Regions from separate parts of the Mus musculus genome. Here all the other regions are linked to region 1. The links are chromatin loops, found by intact Hi-C in ENCODE. Cell type or tissue: left cerebral cortex. All regions are shown on one strand. Region 1 holds the start of Ptprn2 (protein tyrosine phosphatase, receptor type, N polypeptide 2). Region 2 holds the start of Esyt2 (extended synaptotagmin-like protein 2). Region 3 overlaps Ptprn2 (protein tyrosine phosphatase, receptor type, N polypeptide 2). Region 4 holds the start of Ncapg2 (non-SMC condensin II complex, subunit G2). Region 5 overlaps Ptprn2 (protein tyrosine phosphatase, receptor type, N polypeptide 2). Region 6 overlaps Ptprn2 (protein tyrosine phosphatase, receptor type, N polypeptide 2).

Region 1 (4,000 bases):
CAGCCCAAGGGGAGAGAGAGAATTCTGGGATCGGTGCATATGGCAGAAGCCAAGTCCAAGTGCCTGGGGGAACAGAGAGCTGTAGATGTTGCCTTCAAAACATTCCTGACAAAAGCTAGGTCTGTATTATTGCCCCACAAAACAAACACTCCTGAGACTGGCTTATGACCCATGATATCACAGTCAGTGACAGCATGCCCACCCCAAGATGGACAGGGGAACAGTCATTAACCTGACCCTCCTTGCTGAGCCATCAGACAATACTTTCTGCCATGTTTAGGGTGGATCAGCAATGCAGGTCACACCTATTGATGACCTGCCTCAACTTTGGTTGTTGTCAAGAGAACACTGCTGTGTTAGGCAGGTGCCCAGGACGACTTACTTCCAAACATTTCTGTCTTTGGGTTACCTTTGCCAGCCTCACATCCCCAACCTTCTTCCCCTTTCTTTGTGGTTTTGAGAAAATGCTATGAGCCATCGACTACCTAGGAAAGCATCTCCTCCCGTGCTCTGCCATAAGGTAGGGCCACCTCTGGTGTCCTGCTACTCCCTGACCTGTTTGCAGCCTTGTGCCTGTGAAGGGTGACATCTGGCCATCTGGGCAATCAGCTCTCCCAAGAAGTAACAGGCCAGTTTCTAGCCAGTAAGAAAGGAATAGGAGAGAGAAAATTAATGTATATCTTAGTCTTCTGGGTTCATCTGGGGTGAACAAGGCAAAAGCTTCACACACACACACACACACACACACACACACACACATCCAGAACACACACACACACACACACACACACACACCCCTATTGAATAAAGGACACATTTAGCCACTCAGTGAGGAATAAGGGGCCTGTGAGCTGGTCATGGGGGAAGTAGACTGGGGAAAAAAATGCCTGTTCAAGGAGTCTCATGTGGTAGGCAAGGGCCTACTTTCCATCCTAAGTAGTTCCTGCAAACTAAACTAGACCCTCGGTGTGGAGAGATCAGGAGGCCAGGAAAGCCTAGGGAACCAGCCCTAAGCCAGCCAAAGGGCTGGGAGAGCAAAGATCCCTCCTCTCTGCAGTCCCTTTCTTTGAGTTTTGCAAGGTTGAAACACCTCTGAAGACCAGAGGCGGGAGGAAGGAGGTGTGGAGCCTGAGGGGAGCTCGGGCCAAGGCTGCAGCTCACCCCTCACTGCCTACCATCCACAGGCGTGCACACTCTCTCCTCTAATACTGATTGTTCTAGTCCATTATGTGTTGTAATTCTGGCCCCAAAGCCTCTTACAAACATTGGGTTTGTGGTAAATCTCCTTAACAGACAAGATTAGCAGGAGGGAGGTGCCATGTCAGAAAGGCCACCAGTTCCGCCCTCCCTCCCTGTCGCCTTTCCTTTTCCTTCCGCGTGTCAGGAAAGGAAAATGTCGGTCCAGTCTTCACCGGCAGACCGAGGATTTGCCTCGTGAGAGGGAAAAGGCAGGCGCAGCGCATGGTAGCAGGAGAGGACAGCCTCCATGGAAGGACCCAGCCACTCACTAAGCCACGTCCTGGCCCTTCAGGTAGCACGCGGAGCGCACGGACACACGTAGGGAACACGAGAGCAGGCAGGGCTCATAGACACTTGGGGCACGCGCAAAGCGTGGACACTCCGGGATGCACAAACACGCGGGGCGTGGACAACCGTATGGTTGAGCTGTCCCAGGTCCTTGACGCAGGGGCCCATAGCCAAAGGGGGTGGGGTCGGTCACTGGGGAGGGAAACTGAGGCGGGGAGGGGGGCGAGACCCGCCCCACGTAGCTGGCGAGGACCGGAAGACGCACGGCGGGCCCGCGGGCCCTGCGGCTGCGCACGGGCACACAGAACCCAGCGCCAGCTCCCATCCCCGCGCCCCTCACTCACCCAGGCGCCCCGGGAGCTGCCGGCCGCGGGCAGACGCGGGGGCGGGCAGAGCGCGAGGCAGCGGCGGCGGTAGCAGCAGCAGCAGCAAAAGCGGGAGCGGCGGCCCCATCCCCGCAGCCGGTTGGCGCTCAGTCCATGGCCGCGCGGGAGCAAGGACCGATAGGGACTTAGCGAGGCGGCGCCAGCTCCTTTCGCGGCGCTCTCAGCGCTCCTGCGGCGGCGCCGGCCGAGCTTCAGCACCGGACAGCGCCACCGGCCCCACCCCCGCCGCCGGCCCCGCCCATGACCACGCCCTCTGTCAGCCATGCACGTTCAGGCACGCCCACCTCGCGGGGGATAGGCAGGAGGTGCTCGCTCCCCTCCCGAGAAGCGGGTTCTATCCCCACAAGCTGTGGTCCCTTCTGCTTGGGATCTTCGAGGGTCACCCTGCAGTGTCCAGATCGGTTCGTGGAGAAAGGACACTTGGAAGTGTGGTTGTGCTGCTGAAACACCAAACTCCCTCTTATTCAGTGTTTAAACTCAACTGTCCGCAGTAAGTGGTGGCAGCTGTTGGGGTCTGCAGGCATAGATCCACTGGAAGCTGCATCTCGAAGGTAGGCCAAGAGAGGAAAACTTCAACTTTGTGCAGGGCCTGAATAGGAGGCTGATGGGGTGGGAGTTGCAGATGGAGTCCTCAAACAGAACAAAAGGAGTCAGAGTGACCGTGGAGTGTACCCCATGCGGCGTCGAGTCCGAATTTTAGACATGTTTACCTGGGGGCCTTCCATGCTCACAGTCCAGTCTATCCCTGGAATGGCCAGTGCTGAGGGACCAAGTGCAGATTCTCAGACCACTTTCCAAAAGACCCATAGACAAAGGCAGGATTCAATGGGGTGGTACCCCTGGCATCTGAAGACTGTGGGAGGTGTGTGTGTATATGTGAGTGGGTTTGTTTTGAATGTAACAGTCTCAACGTATGCATGCTTGCGTTTAAGGGAACAGCCCACTTCCTCCCTCAGGTCTCCCATAGAGCCAGTATCTTTCCATTTCGTGTCATTGTGTCACTGCTAGGAGTCCCAACCACCATCCTGAGTTTGCCCTCCCTTGCCTGGCCAGTCCTCTCACTTCCTTCCATCCCTCCCTTTAATGCCCCTTGCCACAAGGTCCCTTGGAGAAAGACTGCCTCTATTTGGTCTGACTGGGGCTTGGGGCAGCAGTGACGGAGCTATCTTTCAGTCCGGCCTATCTACAACTAACTAAACTAGGTGTTGGGCCTGAAGATTCTGACATCTATTCTCGCGCCTTTGTTGGGCCCCATCCTGATTTTGCCTTCCAAATCTTTTATCCCAGTCTCTCCTTCAGACCTTGTGCCCCCAACCTGGGGAAGTGAGAATGTACCTTAGTAGAAAAAGCCGTTACTCCAGAAGACCACCGCAACACTTCACAGCAACAGGGTCCCCTACAAAGGTGTTGCCTGTGGTCCTGAAAATGCCTGTCTGGTTAGGAAGAAGGATGGTAAGCCTCATATCACTTTGGCTCTGTTCACCATTTTCAGTAGCATTAGCAGTTAGAACACTACACCCCCAAACGGTGTAAGACCCTTAAGCAGACATCAATGACACCGATTCTCTTGCAAACTCCAAGAACTGCTTCAAGTGCCATCCTCAGCTCGTCTAGAATATCCTTGATCCCTGATGCCGAAACATGGATGAGCTCAGGGGTATATGTGTGTGTGTGGGGGGGGGTAAGGATGAATGGAGTAGCAGGGGACTGCCTGGGTGGGCAGATATGTCCTCTGATATCCTAACAGTCATGTCATGACTCTGGGGACAAGAACAACAGGAAAAGAAAACACACAGAAGGCTAGGTTCTTCATGACAGTGGTATTCAGATATCAAGGGCTGTTTGGTGAGTTTTCAGGAGAAGGCTTTATCAGCTTGCCCTAACACAGTTTCTCGAGTACAGAGGAACAGCTAAGTAACCTCCCATCCACCCTTAGTGAGGGTCGCTATAGCTCCAATGTAGAAGGGTCAGCTCTCTACAAAGTCAGATCTGATCACACTGGCAGTGACCCAGGGACTTGTAGAGCCCACACCAGCTGTCACAACCATCGGCAAGTAAGTAAGGCACCAGGGAGACCCAGAGGAGTT
Region 2 (4,000 bases), 200 kb after region 1:
AAAAACAAAAAACAATTAGAAACAAAAATAAAAACAAGAAAACTGACCAATTATCTTTTTATTCCATTAAAATTTTGGCTCATTATGGCAGCAACTGTATTTTATTTCCTTTGTGAAAACATTTGCACTTTGCAAACAGTGTTTTAAAAGCTAGTTTATATCAGTTGCTCAATAATTAAGTATTTTTGGAAGTCAGCACCACCCTGCTCCTGAAGACTTCAGTCTTACTTATGTTGTTTATTGGTCATTTAACTACTAGTTTTTAACCAGCTTTCTGGCAGCATTTAATTTAGTGTGGCAGAAACACAAGACACCACTACTGCATTCTACAGTATACCACTGTTTCTTGTTTGTTCTCACCTTAGCTACTCTAACTTCCTGTTTTTTTATATTCCTTTACTGCTAGCTAAATGGTATCTCATATCAGTTACTTTCATTTTCCAAAACACTCCTGTCCTATACATTCACTATGTATCTGCAGGTCTTTTAAGTTTCAAAAGTGCTTCACCATTACAGTTCTAACTTCAGTTGTTAACTGTCATCACGAAGCGCTACCTATTATGTTCCTCTTGGTTTAGGGAACTCTTCCTCTTTAATTCTTGTTTTTTGATACTTGTTCCACATAGTCCATGCCATATTTCACAGGTGTTTCCTAGCTGGAAAGGAGGAACATTCTCCAAGTTCTTTCTCCATTTAAATTCCTTCTTTCTACCTTTCAAAACTTACCACTACCTACTTCCACAGACATTTACATCAAGCCTAACATTGTGCAACATTTATCTTAAAATATGCACTATTTCCTTCTATCTGAAACTATGACACTAACTCTTTGCTAAGAAAGACAGTGAAGAGAAAAAGATGATAATGCCTTCTCCAATAGGTTCAAATACTCAATAAGTAAAAAGCAATTTTAGGAAAAAATAATCAATACCATAACTTATCATTACTGTTAACACTTTCAAAATCTCCCTCTATATATGTTAGATCCTGGATATTAAATGATCATATCAAAGTGCCTAGTCTTCCCTCTGGTATTTTAAACAATGAAACAAACATTTCAATTCTTCTAACATAAGCTTTTCAGGAACACTTCAATCGTGTTAGACACAACTAAGAAATGAATGAGTCTTCCTGATTTTTTTAATTAACTTCTCCCCATATTGGCTGTCACTACTTTTTAAATCAGAAAGGAGAATCTGGACGGTTCCAGGCCTGCAGCGCCATGCTTGCAAAAGGTTTACAGAATCGCTCTGGACAACTGAGATCTCATCGCCCACCAAGTGTGCTTCTGGGCGGTAGTCACTGCCAGCATGAGAGGAGGAAGAGGCCCAGCAACTAACAATGACCAGTTCTGCCAAGTTAGGAAGTATTCACTACCTGCGCACTTTGCTAGCGATGGGCGAGGAGGACTGAAAGCCAGGAAGAGGACTGAGAGCGGACACTCTCGGAGCAGATAATGACCAGGACACCTCGCCCAGGATGAGGGTGGGGACAGCAATAAGGACACCTGACTTAGGTGGGGGAGGCGGTGCGCTGACACAAGTGAGACTCGGACGCAGACCGTCGCTCAGAGCCGGGGTGGGCCACAGTGGCCAGAACTCCCGAGGAAAGCAGGTGGGCAGAGTGCTGACAGCAGACAGCAGTTTACAGCAGGAGAGGCAGACAGCAGTAAGGTCGCACACCTGACTCGGTCCGGGATCCTGGTTGTGCGGATCCCGGATCGGACGGAGATTCGGAACAAGCGGTGGCTGACACTTCACTCGGGCTGGGGCTTGAGTTCCCCACCCGTCACTGAGAAGGGGAGAAGGGTGGTGCGGACCTGACTCCGCTCAGGTCTGGGGGGGCAACACTCACCCAGGCGGGCAGGTCGCAGGCGCGCACTCCCAGGCGCACAGCTTGCTCCTCGTCCTCCAACAGCGCCAGCGCGCGGCACAGGCGGCTGGCCTTGAGGCCGCGGCTCCGGCGGCACCAGGCGAGCAGCCCGAGCGCCAGCAGCACCCAACTGAAGCTCAGCCCCAGGTAGCCCAGGGCGTACACCGGCAGCAGCAGCGCGAAGCTGCGCGCCAGCTGCCCCAGCAGCCCCGGCAAGTCCACACTCAGAGCGCTGCCCGGGGCCTCGGGCTCGGAGCGGCCCCCAGCCCGGCCAGGACCGGCCTCCGGCCCCTCGCCCCCCGCGCTACTCATCTCCAGCCGCGCTGAGCACTCCTCCCTGCCGAGGCGGGCGCGGCTCTCCCACGGACCGCAGGTCGCTCTAGCCCGCGCGCCAGCGCCCCACTGAGGGGGACCGCGGGCTCCACCGCTCCACTCCTCAAACGGGCGGGACTTGCCGTCATCACAGTGCGCAGGGCCCTCCCCCACCGAGGCCTCTCCCAGAGAGGGGCTTGCTCGGGCTGAGTGCGTGGTTTGGTGACGCAATCAGCATGCGCCCGACTCTTCCTCACTGGGATCCACTGTTCAGAGACAGCCGACCCTGAAAGAATCTAGGGCGGGGCGACGTGTCAGTCGCCAACCGGATCCCGCTCCCTCGTCCGCGCCCTCAGGAAAGATCCCCCGGCGGCGAATGGTCTGTGCCTGGTGTCATCGCGCGGTCGGACCCGCCTCTGCGCTGGGGTTGCTGTGCTGCTACTCTCCGGTCGTTACACCAAGAAGGGGCTGCAGGCGAAGCCATCACGCCAGGCAGGCCCCGCCCCTAACCTGTGAGGGCGGTTCGGTCTGCGCCCTCGGAGGGTGGGCGCCGCGCCAGGGGGACACACCCGGACTTGGCTCGCAGGGACGGCCGGAGAGGGAGGTGTGGCTTCCGCGGGTGTTGGAAGGGAGCAATGGCCCTGACTAGTGGGAAGGCTAGCGGGCTGAGTCCTTTCCAGCTTAGCGGAGAGCTCGGCGTTCGTCAGCCAACCTCTTGCCTGTCCTAGCTCCCTGGCGGAGAACTTGAACTTGCAGGTTCCTAGGGTGAGAGGATGGCTCCTGGGCCTGCCTCTGTGGAATGAGAACTTTGCGCCTGCTGCAGTAAAATTTACCTTGAGGCCTTACTGTGTGGTGGCGCCTCTGGGTCTAGTACTCCTTCAGGTCTGACTTCCCAAACAAAATGGCCCCAGTGAGCTTAGGAAAGCACAGTTGTCATGAAGATTTAAAAAAAAAAAAAAAAAAAAAAAAGGCAGCCAGGGTCCACCACCCCCTACCCCCGTCAAGGCCAAACTCTTAGGGGACATCTGAGGGGACATATGTGAAGCTTGCAAAAAAGAAAAAGGAAAAAAGGGAAGTAAGGAAAGGGAAGAGAAGAGAAAAAAAGACATCTGCTTTAAAGTTTGCTAAAGAGGAGCTGGAGAGATGGCCCAGCACCTGAGAACCCAATTCCTGAGTCAATTCCCAAAATCCACATCTGGCTGTTCACATGCACCTGTATCTAAAGCTCCATGGGATCTAATACCTCTGGTCTTCACAATCGCCTGTACACACACACACACACACACACACACACACAGAGGCATAATTTTTAAGAAAATTTTCCAGGAGGATAATTCCACGACTATGATTGTGGAATGTTGCAGATTCAGAGCCAAGTTATCCTGGGTCATACTTTGTTCCATTAGTAGCCATTCATTGCCCATCTCTTGTGTCTGATTTTATGCCACAATCCTTGTGATTCAAATATTAACCCACCACTACCTTGCACCAACACAAAGCTACCAGTGTCATCAGTATCTGAAACCTACAGAAAACAAAGTTCCCACTTTTCTGCAACCTGATGTTTTTGATTCACCAATGTATTTGAAAAAATAAATGCCTTGGTTTATGTAGTAAGTTCTGAATGAACAAATAAATGCAAATAAATAAATAAATGCAAAGTCACCTGTGGAAGATTTTCCCGTGAGTATGTGTGAATATGTATTACAGCATTTCAGAGACATGCCATGTTTGAAAGAGAGCAGTAGTCTGCTCGACAAAGGGCAATAAACCAAGCAAAGTGTCATAGAGTGCTATTGCTGTGGGGAGACTCCAT
Region 3 (4,000 bases), 110 kb before region 1:
CTCATGGCAGGGAAGCCAAGGAGGAAGGAGCTTCTAGCTACTGACGTCACAGCCGCAGTCAAGCGTGGAGAGAAGAGTGGGTGCAGGCTTATCTGGGCTCACCTCATCCTAGCTGGTTTTGCACCGCTGTGATAAAACACTGACCAAACAGCTCAGGGAGAAAAAGATTTATCTGACTTGAAGGTTCTGACTTCAGAGGGAGCCAAGAGAGGAGCTTGAGGCAGAAACCATGAAGGAATATTGCTTACTGGATGGCACTCCCTGGCTTTGACCTTTGTCAAAGACACCCCAACTCACTAATGACCTTCTGGGCTCCAAAGGGCTTGGGCAGTCTCTTTTCTCTGGCTCTGCCATCCACCACACACACTCGTACACACACACACACACACACGCATATACATACACATTCATGCATGCATACACACACATGTGTGTACATGCTCACACACACGGACACACATACACAGGCACAAATACATGCACACACATGTGCACGTTGTGCACATAAATACACACATACACATCCATACACGCTCACACACACATGCAACAACACACATGCACACAAATAGACACACGGACACACATACACATGTGTGCACATGCACGCAAGCACACACACACACAACTTGTTTTGTAGGTTCAAGGTGGCTCTACTACACACCTGCTGCTATCCTTGGTGGTCAGCCCACAATTCTGGTATCTCCAACATTCTGGAGTCTCCACTGCCACCAAGGTTACACCATCTCCTGTGGCCTCCCCTGGCTTCTTTAAGGACTTTGACTCGACCACATTTTGCCAAACTTCAGCTTTTCTCCATGACCCCTTCAATGCTGGGGTTTCTACTACTACTGAGGCTGTACCCTCACTGATCTGATGTTCTCTCCCAGCCCCTCTTCAGCAAAACCCCAACTCTGCCACACGGTGCTAAACCTCAACCTGGTCCTCATGACACCTTCATGCCTTCAAAACCAATACACATGGGAGACTCTTACACATACTTGCCAAGTTCTGCTACCAGCTTGATGGGCAGCCTTATCATCTCCCATAGCAGATCACAGGTCCTATGTGCTGACCCTGGAGAAACACTTCCCAGAAGATTTTACCTAACGGATGCTGGTCTTTTACTAACCACAGCTGATTCTTCAGCCCCAGCTAACCAGTATCTATTGCCTCTGTGAAGCGCGAGTTTCACTTCCTCAGATTCTTAATACAAAATGTCATGTGGACACCTTGAAAGAGCCTTTGAGAGGCTCTCAGACTCTCTCTGAAGACTCTCTCTGAACCTTCCCAAGGCAGCTTGTCTGTCATCCCACACTCTGAGGATGGCTAGGGGATGGCTGGGGTTGCGCATGCATGTACTGGCTTGCTTTTTCCTCAGCATTTTACCTTACAAGCTTCTATAAGTACCCCATTAAGCTCTCAGCACTCAATGGTTTTTCCAGACCAAAGACCAAAATGCTTCTACAATCCTCCCATGAAGCAACACAGCTATGCTTTTCTTTGCAGTATCCCATCTCTGATACCAACTCTGCCTGAGTTTGCTTTTTGTTGCTGTGTTTAAAAGTCCACCCAAAGACAGCTGGGCAAGGAAAGAGTTTCTATGTCTCACAGGATGCAGCCCATCACTAGGGAAAGCCAAGGCAGGAATGTAGATCAGAAACCATGAAGGAATACTACTTACTGGCTTGCTCCCCCTAGCTTACTCAGCCACCTATTTTATACAGCACAGGCTACCTGCCAAGGAAGGGTGACACCACCCAGAATAGACTTGGCCTTCCTACATCAATTAGCAGTCAAGATAGTCTCCCACAGACATGCCCACAGGCCATCTAATTCCACAACTGAGATTTTCTCTTCCCAAATATGTCTACAGCCATGTCCAGTTGACGAAAATCAATTGCATACCTCTCCTAACAATTTCTCTGACTTCTTCCGGGTATGAGATCCAAATAGCTGTATAGTGTGAATTGTATTGCAAATAGCAACTGCAATGTGAAAATCCAAGTTGAATGCATATACCATGTGGTGGTGTTTCTGGGAACCGAGCCTACAAAACTGCATTACAGTCTGAAACGGTGTTGGTAAGACAGTCAACGGAAGAGTTTTGGGGATCGGACACCAACCAAGGGCTCATTGCACAGACGCCTGGGCCTGGTGTTCAGACTTCTGTCCCTAATACCCAGCTTAGGAAAGATCTTGAATTCCTAAGACTTAGGCTGCATGTAGAACCTGGATGAGCCTCCATTTTAGAACAATGAAATTCACCATCTCTCTGGTGTTTGTCATTTTTGTCGCAAAGTCACCAGTGAGGTCACTGTGACACAACAGTGCCAACACAGGAAGTACTGTCCTCCACTGCTCACAACCCACCAACTGCCAGCCCAGAATGTATAAGGAAATGCAGTTTCACAAAGACTCGTGGCACTGGAGTTGCAGGGAGGTGGGGTGAGTACGTGCTCCGTGAACGCTGTGTGCTCTCAGTGGTCTGGACAGCCTGGCAGGCAGCAGCAGAGAGTGCGACCCAGCAGAGAGTGCAACCCAGCAGAGAGTGCAACCCTGCTTCTGCAGGGCAATCTGCTTCACTCTATGGTGATGCTGCCAGCCACCCTGGAGAATGATAAAACATGCCGCTGTGCAGCATGGCTTCCTCAGCACGGAGCTATAAATACTGACAAGGAAGAGCAGAGGGGGTGTGAACGTGGTCGCATTCCCTCTACTTCCCCACCCACCCACCCACCCAGCAAACTCCTGACAAGACATCCTTGAAAGAGGAGAAACACAGTCTTCAGAGCCAAGTGGCCCAGGCCATCCTCGCCACCAGAGTATGTGGGATGAGGCATGGACGTTTTAGAAGGAGCTGAATCTACCACAATTCATATCTAGGCATTAATGCCAAGGCACAGAATTAAAGAGCTTTTCCAGTTAATATGCCAAATTAGACTTAGCCTCACATGGTTTAACTCAGTAATTAATTTCCATCCTTTTTGGGTTTGATTAATTGGAATTCGGGAGTGAAACAGTCTAGTGATCACACCAGAGCTACTATACTCTTTATGTCTCACACCTGGGCTCTTCGGGTTTCTATTGGGGAGCACACCCCAGGGACCAATGAGTGCACCCAGATCTGTAACAGCACATACCAGGAAGTGGTGCCTGACATCACGTACAATCATGTGCACAAAAGACGTCTGCCAGGGCACACAGCAGACAGTTTCTCTTTGCATGAGGGCATAGACATATTTGCATAGTTTGTTTTTTAAGTTGTCCATGATAAACCCGAGGGAGAAAATGTTGATGACGGACACTTTCTTTTTTTTTTTTTTTTTTTTTTTTTATCGCTAGAGGTTTAATCCTGGGTCTTAACTGCAGTCTTTTTTTTTTTTCCTTTCCATTTTTTATTAGGTATTTAGCTCATTTACATTTCCAATGCTATACCAAAAGTCCCCCATACCCACCCACCCCCACTCCCCTACCCGCCCACTCCCCCTTTTTGGCCCTGGCGTTCCCCTGTTCTGGGGCATATAAAGTTTGTGTGTCCAATGGGCCTCTCTTTCCAGTGATGGCCGACTAGGCCATCTTTTGATACATATGCAGCTAGAGTCAAGAGCTCCGGGGTACTATAGGTGGACACTTTCTTTTTATAAAGTTGGTCCTTGCTGCCTCTCCTGTTAGTAAGAGAATACCAAGAAGCACCTTACGCAGGATGCCAGATTCACCACAGAGGTGACAGACTAGCAGAAATCTCTGAAATCCCACAACCTATCTCCTCTACATTCACTCTGCCTGTGTGCCTGGGAACAGACATGATGCTCTACCCCTGCAGAAGAGCCTTCCTAAAGGCAGAAAATAAGCAGTCCTAGGCAGGCTGCTCTGCTCACCTCAGCCAATACTAACTGCTCAGACAGAGACAGGCCTGTCAGAGACAGAAGTGCCTGACTACATCCTGACTCTCCAGGCTGGTCAGGGAAAGAGGTGGTTGGCTTATAGGAGACAGGTG
Region 4 (4,000 bases), 80 kb after region 1:
TTCTACTTTTTAACTCAGCCCCATTTCATTCTAAAGAATTTACCTAGCTTTTTAAAAATAAACATTCATTGAGAGAACTGTATTTTACTCGGTGACACGATTTTAGAACATCCAGGGTCAAACTACAATAAAAGTAAAACACATAACTTACATCAAGTTGAAGAAACTGCAGAAACTCTTCAACCAACTCCTTAGATACTGCTTGGATGAACGCCTCACGTTTTTCCATGACGGATGTGACTGTTCTAAGGGAGCCTTACAACCCTAGTAAGATACAATCAGACCAAAACGTAAATGTGCAAAATGTCCCGTAAGTTTTAATTTAATACAAACATTCAAGAAACTTTATACCACTACAGAAGACAGTTTATAACACTATGATACAAAACTGCAATAATCTGAAAAAAAATCTGATGATGTTATAAACAAAACATCTATGTGATCACCAATTATCAATGTAACTACAATGAAAGCAACAAGAAATTAAAACTGCCTCAGGAATCTTACTTTCTCTTACGTTTAGCCTTTTAGATGCTGGCTTGGGAAGAAAGACCTGACTTATGCAATAGGGTCAGGCTCATCTCCACATCTGAATTCTGCAGACTCCACTTCTAAAGTCCCATTCCTCCAAGAAGATCCCACCCAACAATTCTCTCTTGTTTTTCAAGAGAGAGACTTGGAAGTAAAACCACAAAAACAGCCCTGAGGTCACCTGGGAGCTTGTTAGGCAGTGCATCTGTGCCCCACTCCAGCACCCTCCCCTCCTCTGCACACCTACAGGATAATGAGAGCTCTGGGGACCTTGCTCATTCTTCTTCCTACATGTGATCTCCCAGGTAAAATGCCATCCTATTTTACCTTTACACCTGGTGCTACGATGACATACTCAAAACAAAAACCTAACAATACAGTTACAACAAATGATATTTGCAACAGGTCTTCTCATCTTAAGAATAAATTTGAAAATCTCTCATACCTTTAGAAATACAGCAATATGGAGAATTATTGGCATTAATTATAGAGTGTGAATCACAATAAATATGCATTCCTATTCTAAATTGAATAAAAGTAGAAAATAACCTCAATTTGACAACTCCTCATATTAGTAAATTTTAAATATAGCCACTTCATTCCCCGATTCAAATGGCTGAATTGTGAACCATAACTTTTTTGTGATGAATAAAATGGAGAGGGAAAGGTGGGTTGCCAGTATCACCACTTTACTAATTATGGTCACTTTGTTTACTTAAGTACATGTCTTTGGCAACTTAGTATGCCATATAATGTCTACATATGCTACTTACAAACCGTGACTCCGTATCTTGATTTTTCTCTTTCCTTAGTTCATAACTAAGTTGCTCCCTAGATCAGTCCTAGGTATAGGTTCGGGTTCCTCCCTTATGTCAGTGCAAGAATAAATCCAGCGTCTTCACCACCACGTCAGGCCCCAGTTAAGTGTCAACACTGCTGTCCTCCCTAGTCAGCTCCCCAGCCCCGTGCCAGGATCTTCCATGTCATTCTCTGGTCAGGGCTGGGGTTCTCGCTAGTCAACCCGGGTGCAGGTCTTTGGTACTACCTACTCACCCAGGCTCCTTCTCAGGGGTCTTCTCTAGTCAGACTCAGGTCTGCGTCCCCGGTCCTCCGTAGTCTGCATCAGGTCCTTGCCTGAGAGCCTCCCTACTGTGCGCAGGTCATTTTCCGGAGTCCTCGCCAGTCACACTCGGGCCCTCTCCCGGGGTCGTCCTAGTCTGAGGTCCTACCTAGTGAACCCGGGTTCCAGGCTGAGATCCTCCCTGGCGAGCCCCGCTTCTCGGTCTGGGATCCTTCCCAGTCAGCCGGGGGATCCCGCTCTGCCCTCCCGCAGCACCTCCCGCTCCACAAGCGCTCGAAACCGATGGCGGCCGCGGACGTGAGACCCGCGACGGTGTCCGCCGCCCAGCCGCGGTCGCCGGCCGCCGAGTCCTACTCACCTCCCACCCAACTCACCGCGCGGCGCTCACCTCACCACAGACCCATAGTTTCCCGCGCTCGGACCAGATTCAAACACACCCGCGTATACCCCGGACGCTCCCGCCCTCCACCCCGTCACCAGTCGCCGCTCTCACGAGATCTGACGCCGTCCCGGCCACGCCCATATCCCCCACAGCTCTGCAGCCAGGCTCCGCCCCCAAGGCCCAAGCACCGCCTCCTGGGCGTGACTCAGAGCCTCTGGCGGGAGTCTCTTTAGCGCGCTCACGGGATGCGCAGGCGCAGAGCTGCTGGCTGTGTTTCCCGCCCTCCGCCCACACACACCCACCTTCCTTGGGAGCGCTGCTGTTGCTTCTGTGTTCCTTGCCAGCTGCTCGGTGAGACGTCACGCTGATATCAGACGGAGGAGGGAGAGCAAGTCCGAGACTGCTCAAGTGGTAACCAAGAAGATTCTTGAAGAAATCCTGCCTCGGTTCGGGATCCCTAAGGTAATCGGCTCAGACAATGGGCCCGCATTTGTTGCCCAGGTAAGTCAGGAATTGGCCACACAATTGGGGACTAATTGGAAGTTTCTAAGTGTGCTTATAGGCCCCAGAGCTCAGGACAGGTAGAAAGAATGAGTAGGACTTTAAAAGAGACCCTTACTAAATTAGTCATGGAGACCGGCGGAAAGGACTGGGTGACTCTCCTTCCCTTTGCGCTCCTCAGGGTCCGAAACACTCCTGGACATTTCGGTCTTACCCCTTATGAGATTCTCTTTGGGGGACCGCCTCCCTTAACTGAGTCAGGTGGGATATTGGATCTTGGCACTGACTCATCCTCACCCTCTGCTCTTTTTGCTCACCTAAAGGCCCTAGAGGTTGTTAAAACACAGATCTGCAACCAGATCAGAGAAGCCTACACTCCGGGAACCATAGCAGTGCCTCACGGGTTCCAGGTTGGAGACTCAGTCTTGGTCAGACGACATCGCACTGGCACGCTTGAGCCCCGGTGGAAAGGACCGTATCTGGTGCTGTTGACCACCCCCACGGCAGTAAAAGTAGACGGGATCGCTGCTTGGATCCATGCCTCCCACGTCAAAAAGGCACCCAGCCAAGATGAAGACAACTGGATGGTGGCAGCCACTGACAATCCTCTTAAGCTTCGCTTGGGTCACAGGAGTCACCCTGGGCCTAAAGAACCACAACCCACACCAGCCTCTGACTCTAACTTGGCAAGTTCTCGGTCCTGATTCGGATCAGGTCTTGTTTACCACCTCCAAAACAGCGCCGCCAGGGACATGGTGGCCAGACCTAGCCTTCTGCCTCAAACAGATAATTCCAGCTGCTAGAAGCACTCCCCCTAATCTAGTAAGAAGCTATGGATTCTACTGCTGCCCAGAGCACAGCAAGTGGTCCTTATGCGGAGGGTCAGCCTCCTATTATTGTGGCCAATGGAATTGTGTTACTTCCAACGATGGTGATTGGAAATGGGCTAGTGGTCATGTTCCTGACAGGGCTGAGTTCTCTTTTCAGAACTCAGGGCCTGGAAAGCACACCGTAATGGAACTGTATAAAAGGGCTGACTGTCGCCCCGATGATTTAGACAGAGTACTGATCAAATTTACAGACACAGGAAAAAAATATGACATCAAGGCATGGATAAGGGGCATGCGGTGGGGATTAGTTTTTTATGACTATAGTGGAAAGCCTGGGTCATCAGTCATGGTTCGTTTGAGCCTCAGTAGCCCCCGACCCAACCAGTAGGACCTAACCCTGTTCTAGTTGAAAAGCCTTCGTTACTGCTTCCCAGGCCTACCATCCCTGGGTCTCCATCAGACTATCCGACCAAGGCTCACACTCCTTCCTTGGATCGGGTTCCAACCACTCCCATGCCCCCAGATACCAAGAATCGCCTATTTAGCCTAATACAAGGGGCATTCCTGGTCCTCAATCGTACTGATCCCAACATTACTCGGTCTTGCTGGCTGTGCTATGCCTCTAGCCCCCCTTATTATGAGGGAATTGCTCAGATGAGGATTTATAATAAAACT
Region 5 (4,000 bases), 98 kb before region 1:
AAGAATCCCTGGAAAGGAGTTGTGTCTGTAAAGACAGGCTAATCAGAGCTGCAGTGATGTAAAGGGGTTGAAACTTACAGGCCCAGGGGCTAATTACGCATGGGCTAGCTTTAGCCCCATGATCAGCCAGTCCTTGCTCACCTCCATGTGTTACCTTGCTTTGACTAATACACACATCTCTGCAATCTATTAAAGTTATCACTAGCTTCTATCCACTCAAAAGCTAAGAATGTCCTCAGATAGTGTCTGAGGCTTCTAGACTCATTCTCCCCACCCCCATCTTGCTGTAACCGCCTCACTGATGTGAACCGCCAGTGTATTTTAAACTAGTCTTAATTTATGACTGCCTTTGTTCTGTAAAACTATAAAACTGTCTTCACATTGGAATATACGAATTCGGGGTAACTTAAACCTGTGTTCCTAGGTCATGATTATTAAATTACGTTCCAGAATAAACTATCTCTTATTCCAAGGTGGGAGCTGTGTTTTTTCATTAGCAATGACAAAAGAAATAATTTCTTCTACCCAAGTGCACAAACATTTGTTACCAAGGAAATGGCTTGTGTCTTTGGGTATTCTTGGCTTCATTAATAAAAGAATTCAGAAACGGACTCAAAAGGAAACTTGCAGGGCAATTTTATTAGAATTTAAGAGAAAAATGCAGTACACTTGCGGTAGAAATCCTGTCAGCCACCAGGAGGGGAGACGGGGCAGGGGGAGGTCATGCCCTTTTAAGTGAGTCCTGGATTACAAATAGCTTATTCAGGAAAATTAATTAATTAATTAATTAAATTTAAAAATACTTGAAGTACAGAAGAGGGCTAGTGAGCCCCCAAAGAGCATCATCGCGCAGGGCATTCTCTTCTATAGACTCCATCCTCTCTCACCCATTGGGTTCTAGGGCTGTGTGCAGTGCATGCTCTGTTTGTCAGGGTCGGGTAGACTTCCAGTCTTCCTCTGCTAACGGCTTCTTTGGTGCTAATCTCCAGTATAGCTTTTTCCAGTTCCCTCTCTCCCTTCACACTCCTTTGATGACTCACTCAGCCTTTTGCAGTAAATACCTTCTTCAGCTGAGGGCCCTCCCCGCTTGCTGAGAGCAGAATACAAATGAAGTAAAAGCCAGGCATGGCCCAACAATCAGTGTGACCTTTCAGATGGAATTTTCCAACGCCCTCCACTCGCAGCCAGGCACTTCCAGCACCTGTGTGGCATAGGGCCAGTGGGAGGAGGCAGCAGCTGTTTTCTTCTCTCTCTCTCTCTCTCTCTCTCTCTCTCTCTCTCTCTCTCTCTCTCTCTCTCTCTCTCTTTTAATATGGAATGCTTCATGTTAGCACAGGAGGTGTGCTAATTCTCTCTACCATTCGAATTTTAACACGTGTGCTGCCAAAGTGAGCACAAGGATATTTGTTTTACATACCCTGACTTTTGAGAGGGAAGTGCCCGCTGGTTCTGCACCCATAAAGTGGAACCACATATTGTTAACTGTTTTGTGTTAAACACTTGGGTATTTGGTAGGTGGTTAGAAGGAGCAGGCTCGAAGGTCACTGAGTGGGTTGCATCTACGTACCTGTTAATATATTATTTTTATCACAATTACCCTTTCTTGGAATTTGAAGCACCACATCTTTAAAAAAAAAAAAAGTCTGTAAGAAAATATTTGAAACACATAAACATATGAGGAAAGTGACAGTGACTACCCAGATAAGGATCCGGAGCTTGGTATGTGCCTTTAAGCCCTCCCCATCCCATCTACACAGCGGTCACCATATCAACTGGGTCCCCCTTAGAGTGCTGCACTCAGTGCTGTTAACTTTCTCCATGCTTGGTTTCTAACACCTGCCTAATACTTGAATCGTCTATAGAACAGAAGTGCATCGTAAATGCTGACTGCCAACAACCAGATCTACAATCACCTACATAGCGGACTTCTAGGCACATCAGTGATGGAGTTTCTAGATTAGGCTAACTGAGGTAGGAAGACCTACCCTGACTTCAGGCAGCTCCATTCCGTGGGATGGGAACCAGCCACCTCATGCTCCTACTTCCTCACTGTAATGATGATGCCATGATGTACTTTAAATGGAGAGCCACACACTTTTAACCCTTCCTCACCTACTTGATTCTTGTTGGCTGTTTGGGCACAGCAACAAGAAAAGTAACTATAAAATTAAAAAATAAATAAAAGCCTTCTCTGGAGCTGGAGATCTGGCAAAGCATTTAAAAGCAGTGACTGCTCTTCCAGAGGCCCTTGAGTTTGGTTCCCAGCACTCACAGAGTGGCTCACAACTGTCTGTAACTCCTGTCTTAGGGGAATCCTTTGCCCTCTTCTGGTCTCTGTGGGCACTGCATGAATACATTGCACAAATACACATGCAGGCAAAACATGCATACCTACGTAAATAAACAATAAACCTTTCTTAAAATTGTTATTTCAATATTCAGGATATATCCACTAGAGTGTCTAGAATTAACATAGCCATCACTGCAAAGGATTATGTGTGCTGAAAGATTCCTTTGGGTCGTGGAGTATTTTCTCAGAATGGATCTTAGGCGTCAGATTACAGCTCAGGACTCACGGAGCCCTGGGACACCTTACTGAACCATTGATGTAACATAAGCATTGGTTTTTAGTCTCTACAAATTTGCTTCACCTGTTTCACACTCTTGGAATCCCATTTTCGGACATACCATCTAGTTTCTAAACATGCACCATTCAGAGTTACTAGTTCTGGGAGGAAACCCACTTCCAAGTCTTTTGAAGCAGATTTTCTTCACTGTGAGAAATTCCATGTGACTAATCTAAACTCCGTTTTCTGCAGCCCACTCCAGGATGGCAAAATACTCAGAACACTTTCAGTTTTTCCTCTGATGACCAAATACTGTTTCAGAGTTTACATTTTTTCAGTGCTTTTGATCGTGGGATATTGTGGTTTTCATAAATGTCACCCAAAACACTTTTAAGACTAGTTTAAGACTAGTCCCATAGGTTAGAGTTGATCATTGAGAAATGTTTGGATCCCAAGGACTCTGACCTGATCAGTGGGCTGATCAATGTACATAAAATTCATAGTTTTATGGTATTACTGAGAGGCAGTAGAAATAAAAATGTGGGGCTTGGTAGGAAATGGCTCCTGGGGCAGCTTTGAAGTGTGCACTGTGTCCCTGTCTCCTTCGGCCTCCCATCCACCATGAGGTGGACAGCTTTGCTCCTCTGTATTCTCTTCCCCTTCATGTTCTGCCTCCCTCCCTCATGTCAAAAGGAGTAGAGACAGCTGTCCCTGGACCAGTGGCTCTCAGTCTTCCTAATGCTGAAACCCTTTAACACGCTTCCTCATTCTGTGGCAACCCTCAACCACAAAATTATTTACCTCATAAATGAAATTCTGATACCATTATCAATTGTGATTTGCCTTTTCCTACAGTTGGCTTATTGTACTGAGCACGGTGTCTCTGTGTCAGGGGTAGCCTATTGTGTACACGACCAGGTTTCCTTTCTCGACCCACCAAGGGACAAACTCTGACTGTTTCTATTTTGGGGATATTATGGAAAAGTCTGTAGTGCCCGCAGGTGAGTACGTACTTCTCCGAGCCTTTGCTGTCAGTTCTTTGGGGTAAATGCTCGAGCACAAGTCAGTTCTTCTGGGTATGTGCTCACAAGCAGGATTGCTGAACCATACCCTTACCTAACTTCTAATGTGCTGCCATAGCCTCTCCACAGTACAGAGCCATTTCACATCCCCCTCCAGCTCCCCAGATTCCTGCTAATGTTTGTTTTGTTGCTGTGGTACTTGCGTGGGTGTGTTTGTTTGTTTGTTTGTTTGTTTTTGAAGTACTGAAAAAAATCAAACCCAGGCCCTTGTACATCTAAAGCAGGTCTCTGATGCTGAGCTGCGATCCTAGCCCTTTCCATTTCCTTTGCGTTCTCCTTTTTAATATGACTTCTTTTTTAAACTGACTATGTTTAACTTTTCATATTCTTTATAAATTATCTCATTCCACC
Region 6 (4,000 bases), 130 kb before region 1:
TTAATGCTGGCACATCCACAGACTAGAATATGACTGAATCTTTAAAGAAGATGAAACTCTTTTTTTTTTCCCTCAAGTCGGGGGTTTCTCTGTGTAGCCCTGGCTGTCCTGGAACTCACTTTATAGACCAGGCTGGCCTCGAACTCAGAAATCCGCCTGCCTCTGCCTCCCGAGTGCTGGGATTAAAGGCATGCGCCACCACGCCTGGCTAAAAGATGAAACTCTTACAAGTGACTGTATGGATGAGCCTGGAAGGCACCATGCTACCAGAGATAAGCCAACCACAGGTCTCACTTAAAGGGACTAGCAAAGGCCATGAGAATCAGAGAAGCAAAAAGAACAGTGACTGTCAGTGGCTGAGGGAGGGAGGGGAATTATTCATCAGTAGATAGGGAGTTTTAAAAATTTGCTGTACAACACTTTACCTGTATCTATTGGGCACTTAAGACTGCGTTGGAAGGTTAGATTTTAAGTCAAGGATTCTTAGCATCATAAAGAACAGCCTTGGGTTTATTGCAGTAATGCCCCAAACATCTCAAACAAGCCAAAGTGTGTGGCACGCTGACTCACCTGCACCACACCCTCCATCCTCACTGTGTGCCAGGCAGGCTGGTCTTCCTGCATCTCTGGGGGCTGGGGGTGGGGGGATTTTTCCTGCCAGGATGATTCTGGTAATCTCAGAAAAAGGTATCTGCTGATGACATCTCCCGAGGACCTGGGGTCTACTTGCCTGGATATACCTGTACTTCTTCTCTGTGCTTGTCACGTATTCCCTTACACCACATCGGGAGGGAGAGCCACCTCTGGTCTCTGATCTCCACAGTTTCCACGCTGGCAGCCTTACCTGAGCATAATGCACCCTCCTGTGCAAACACTGACAATTTTCTCTGTGACTGTGACTTCTGCTTGTTTTACTGTAATGTTCAAAGGTCGGGTATTTTATAGCGTCTCTGAGGTTAGTCCACACAAGGCTGACAAATGTCAACTTTTGGTGGTTTTTTGTTTGTTTGTTTGTTTGTTTGTTTAACCTCAAAAAAAGCTATGGAACAGGTCTTCCGAAGTACAAGCGTTGACATCAATGTTGAATCTTGGAGATCAGCCTGACTGGACTGAGAAGGGCCTGTGAGATTTATGGACCTCACCTCTGGAGACATTGGTGGGAACTTCCCTGAGAGGATGAGATCCTGTGTAACTTGACTGTTTGCATCAATCCCTTGATGGATTTATAATGCAACTAGTGAGCTCACCGTGGGTGGGGTGGTGTCACCTATGGGCAGATGTCCTGGACAGTGTAAGAAAGCTGTCTAAACAAGCCACTAGGAACAAGCCTATGTGTCCATGGCTTCTGCTTCGGTTCCTACCTCTGGGTTCCTTCTGTGACTTGCTGCCCTGATTTACTTGATGATAGACTGTGATATGGAAGCCAAATAAACATTGTCCTTCCCAAGTTGCTATGGTCATGGTGTTTGTAACAGCAATAGACAACATGTCTAAGGTACCCTTAGTTCCAACTGCCACCAAATTGGTTTAATAGGTCAAGAAAAGTATTCATTTTCTTATTAGGTTTCATTTCTCTCAAGTTTGGTGAGAATTATCAGGTGCTCCTATCTTGAGAAAAGCCTAAACCCAGATCTGCCCAGCTTCATGCCTCTAACCTTCCCACTCACAGATAGCACAGAACTTCACAGAAAGGCAAGCTAAAGCCCAGATCCCAGACTCCAGCCACTGCTGAGGGACATCTCCACAGGACCAGCAACCATGGGTCACTTCTAGAGAGAAGGAGGCTTCCACAAAGCAGGGGGTGAATGGGGAGGTAGTTCTTACCTACCCTGAAGCACCCCACCGAGCTATACACCAACTCTAGAGGGATCACAGAAGGACCTCACATGGCCCCGTCAGAATGGCTACTTCCCTCTGAGCAAGAAGTCAAGCACAGATAGCTTGTGGCCTGGCCAAGGCCATTTTCTCCAGAGCCACTCTCTGTGGATGCATCACATGGGCAGAGTCAAATACAGATGTCACGGTACCCAGGGCCTAGGTACCAGTCTCTAGGGAGTAATTTGAAAATTGTTTCTCCAATAGGAGAAGAAAGAGAGAGTGTGTGTGCCATATCCGGAATACATATATTTTATAGAATGTTACAATGACCATGAGATACTTTTTAATTAGAAAATACAATTTAGTGTGGACCCTTCCATCACCAGAAAGAGGGAAGTTATTTCTCATCCTGTTTCCCCAAAACTGTCCTGCAGAGGGCGCCTAAGACCCAGCTCTGGCTGATTCCAAAGAGAAAGTTGTTTTCGGTCTCCATGTGCTGCAGCAGCACCAACCTTCTCTAGCCACAAGGGAGAATCTACCTGATAAGGAAGCAAGAGTCCAGTACTTTCTGAGACTAAGACAATCCACTTGCAATGGTCTTCTGCAACGTGACACCCAACCTCTCAGAAGCTAGCAAACTGCAAAGAAGTCCAGAGTCAGGTGGGTGCCTCTCTGGTACTGCGTATGCTACAGCGATGAGAGCCATGATGGCTAGAAAGGCCAAGGCTTGGGAATGAGCAAAGGGGAAGAAACTCACCAAATACAATTCAGACAACCATAAGATGGCTGGGGAGGGCTTTATCCAGCCATAGCCCCTTCCTTTCTCAGACTCCATACCAACCACTGCTCCCTGCCCAAAGCCAAGAAATCCTTGAGTATCTGCAGCTACAACTGTTTGCATGACACAAGTGTCCTACATACAAAAAGTACCCAGCCCTAGGCCTGGGCCTCCCCAAGACAAGGAGCAATGCCCTTCTGTCTTCCAAGAAATTCCAGCATTTCCTGCTCTAGCTGGAAGCTTTCTAATTGAGCTAGCCTGGATGGACAGCAGTGTTTCCTGGACTGCAGAGTCAGAAAAGAAAATGTCCCCGGGGCCTCTCTAGAAACAATCCAGCCTCGGTTTAGCTAAGCAGACTCACCTGGAGCTGGTTCCAGCCAGTAAAACATGCAGTGTTCTACCTGTCATTTGCACAGTGACAAAGTCATTTTAAAAGGATTTATTTTTAGGAGATGGTGGGAGTAGAGAGAGAGAAGAGGAGGGGACACTGGAATCGCTCCTTCTACCACAGCACTGGGATAGAAACACCTGTCCATAACTCCATAGTGAGGACATTCGGCTCTGGGATATGAAGGGACAGTGGTTCACCCCTAGGATTCATCTCCACTCCAGAGCTATAGGGTGGGCTCACAATCTTTCACAGCAGAGGAGATGCACAGAGCTAGGCTCAGCTGCTTGTTGTCCAAAAGAACCTGTCCAAACCCCCAAACAAGAAGAATGGATTGCGTTGTCAGACCTGCTGAAGATGGTGACAGTCGTCTCATCTACCTCATCTCCCCTCTCACCCTAAACTGAAGGAACAAATTTGATTTTATCAAATTGAATGGAAGTTATACAACCTCTCTTGAGCTCGAAAAATGTGGTCCTGAAACAGAAAACTTCCAAAGGAGCTTACAACATGTCCAGCAGTGGCTCAGGCTCCAAAAACCTCTTTGACAACAGTTCCTGGGTCTCAAATATGCCCTGTTGGAACAACTCGAAAGTCCCACACTCTGAGTGGGAGTAAGTGGTGAGGATTAACTAACTGTTAGAATCGCTTTATACAAACTTTGGTTGTCTCTGGGCCATGCATATAAGACCGCGAGTCATGCAGAACATGTCAGACGTTCCTGCAGCACACACATCACCTAGGGACACTGGATCATATTTAGGCTCAGGATCACTCACACCCAGACCTCCTCCCAACTCTTGGCTTCTGTCGTTCTTGGATACCATGTGTCCTCCACGAGTGTGTCGTTCTTGATTCCATGTCCCCAGAAGCAGCTGGAACAGGCAAGCCTAGGTCCACTCATATAGTGGGTCCAGGGACCTCACACAGCTAATTTTATAATTAAGTCAAGTGCCATTTTAGCTGCTCCTCAGTCATTTGGATTTCTTCCATCAAAGTTCCTGTCCAAATGCTGG

Evidence for each region. Peaks named below come from ENCODE experiments on the same cell type or tissue, not always from the same donor. Only the 100,000 strongest peaks of a DNase experiment are listed, where the experiment ranks them.
Region 2: it touches region 1 in a loop (7-fold over the local background); 2 of 42 quality-filtered maps call a loop at or near these places.
Region 3: a loop joins it to region 1, with 2.7 times the contacts of the local background. A loop is called at or near these places in 7 of 42 quality-filtered maps.
Region 4: it touches region 1 in a loop (2.2-fold over the local background); 2 of 42 quality-filtered maps call a loop at or near these places.
Region 5: a loop joins it to region 1, with 2.6 times the contacts of the local background. A loop is called at or near these places in 4 of 42 quality-filtered maps.
Region 6: it touches region 1 in a loop (10-fold over the local background); 8 of 42 quality-filtered maps call a loop at or near these places.

What each region holds. Positions count from the first base shown.
Region 1 is chr12:116,483,845-116,487,844 of GRCm38, reverse strand. It overlaps Ptprn2 (protein tyrosine phosphatase, receptor type, N polypeptide 2), which reads right to left and starts at 2,125. Exons shown (of 23, transcript NM_011215.2): 1 at 1,872-2,125. The coding sequence starts at 1,980. In left cerebral cortex, no CTCF peak of the experiment used is centred here; DNase peaks (open chromatin) are centred at 1,517, 1,867 and 2,125; H3K4me3 peaks cover 2,292 bases; H3K27ac peaks cover 1,275 bases.
Region 2 is chr12:116,279,527-116,283,526 of GRCm38, reverse strand. Esyt2 (extended synaptotagmin-like protein 2) reads right to left here and starts at 2,305. Exons shown (of 22, transcript NM_028731.5): 1 at 1,855-2,305. The coding sequence starts at 2,184. In left cerebral cortex, CTCF peaks have their summits at 2,256 and 2,927; DNase peaks (open chromatin) are centred at 1,325, 1,554 and 2,398; H3K4me3 peaks cover 3,062 bases; H3K27ac peaks cover 2,014 bases.
Region 3 is chr12:116,593,134-116,597,133 of GRCm38, reverse strand. The region is part of intron 2 of Ptprn2 (protein tyrosine phosphatase, receptor type, N polypeptide 2); the gene reads right to left. Among named protein-coding and RNA genes, the nearest start is that of Ptprn2, 110 kb to the right of the region's middle. In left cerebral cortex, a CTCF peak has its summit at 1,721; DNase peaks (open chromatin) are centred at 1,781, 2,018, 2,402, 2,671 and 1 more place; H3K27ac peaks cover 3,471 bases.
Region 4 is chr12:116,403,462-116,407,461 of GRCm38, reverse strand. Ncapg2 (non-SMC condensin II complex, subunit G2) reads right to left here and starts at 2,026. Exons shown (of 29, transcript NM_133762.4): 1 at 2,001-2,026; 2 at 1,585-1,760; 3 at 152-264. The coding sequence starts at 229. It overlaps D430020J02Rik (RIKEN cDNA D430020J02 gene), which reads left to right and starts at 2,301. Exons shown (of 2, transcript NR_028421.1): 1 at 2,301-2,495; 2 at 2,819-4,000. In left cerebral cortex, a CTCF peak has its summit at 2,013; DNase peaks (open chromatin) are centred at 2,214 and 2,924; H3K4me3 peaks cover 1,545 bases; H3K27ac peaks cover 587 bases.
Region 5 is chr12:116,582,318-116,586,317 of GRCm38, reverse strand. The region is part of intron 2 of Ptprn2 (protein tyrosine phosphatase, receptor type, N polypeptide 2); the gene reads right to left. Among named protein-coding and RNA genes, the nearest start is that of Ptprn2, 99 kb to the right of the region's middle. In left cerebral cortex, a CTCF peak has its summit at 2,324 (motif pointing left); DNase peaks (open chromatin) are centred at 1,087 and 2,783; H3K27ac peaks cover 2,351 bases.
Region 6 is chr12:116,618,401-116,622,400 of GRCm38, reverse strand. All of the region lies in intron 2 of Ptprn2 (protein tyrosine phosphatase, receptor type, N polypeptide 2), which reads right to left. Among named protein-coding and RNA genes, the nearest start is that of Ptprn2, 130 kb to the right of the region's middle. In left cerebral cortex, a CTCF peak has its summit at 2,247 (motif pointing right); DNase peaks (open chromatin) are centred at 2,272, 2,956 and 3,585; H3K27ac peaks cover 1,954 bases.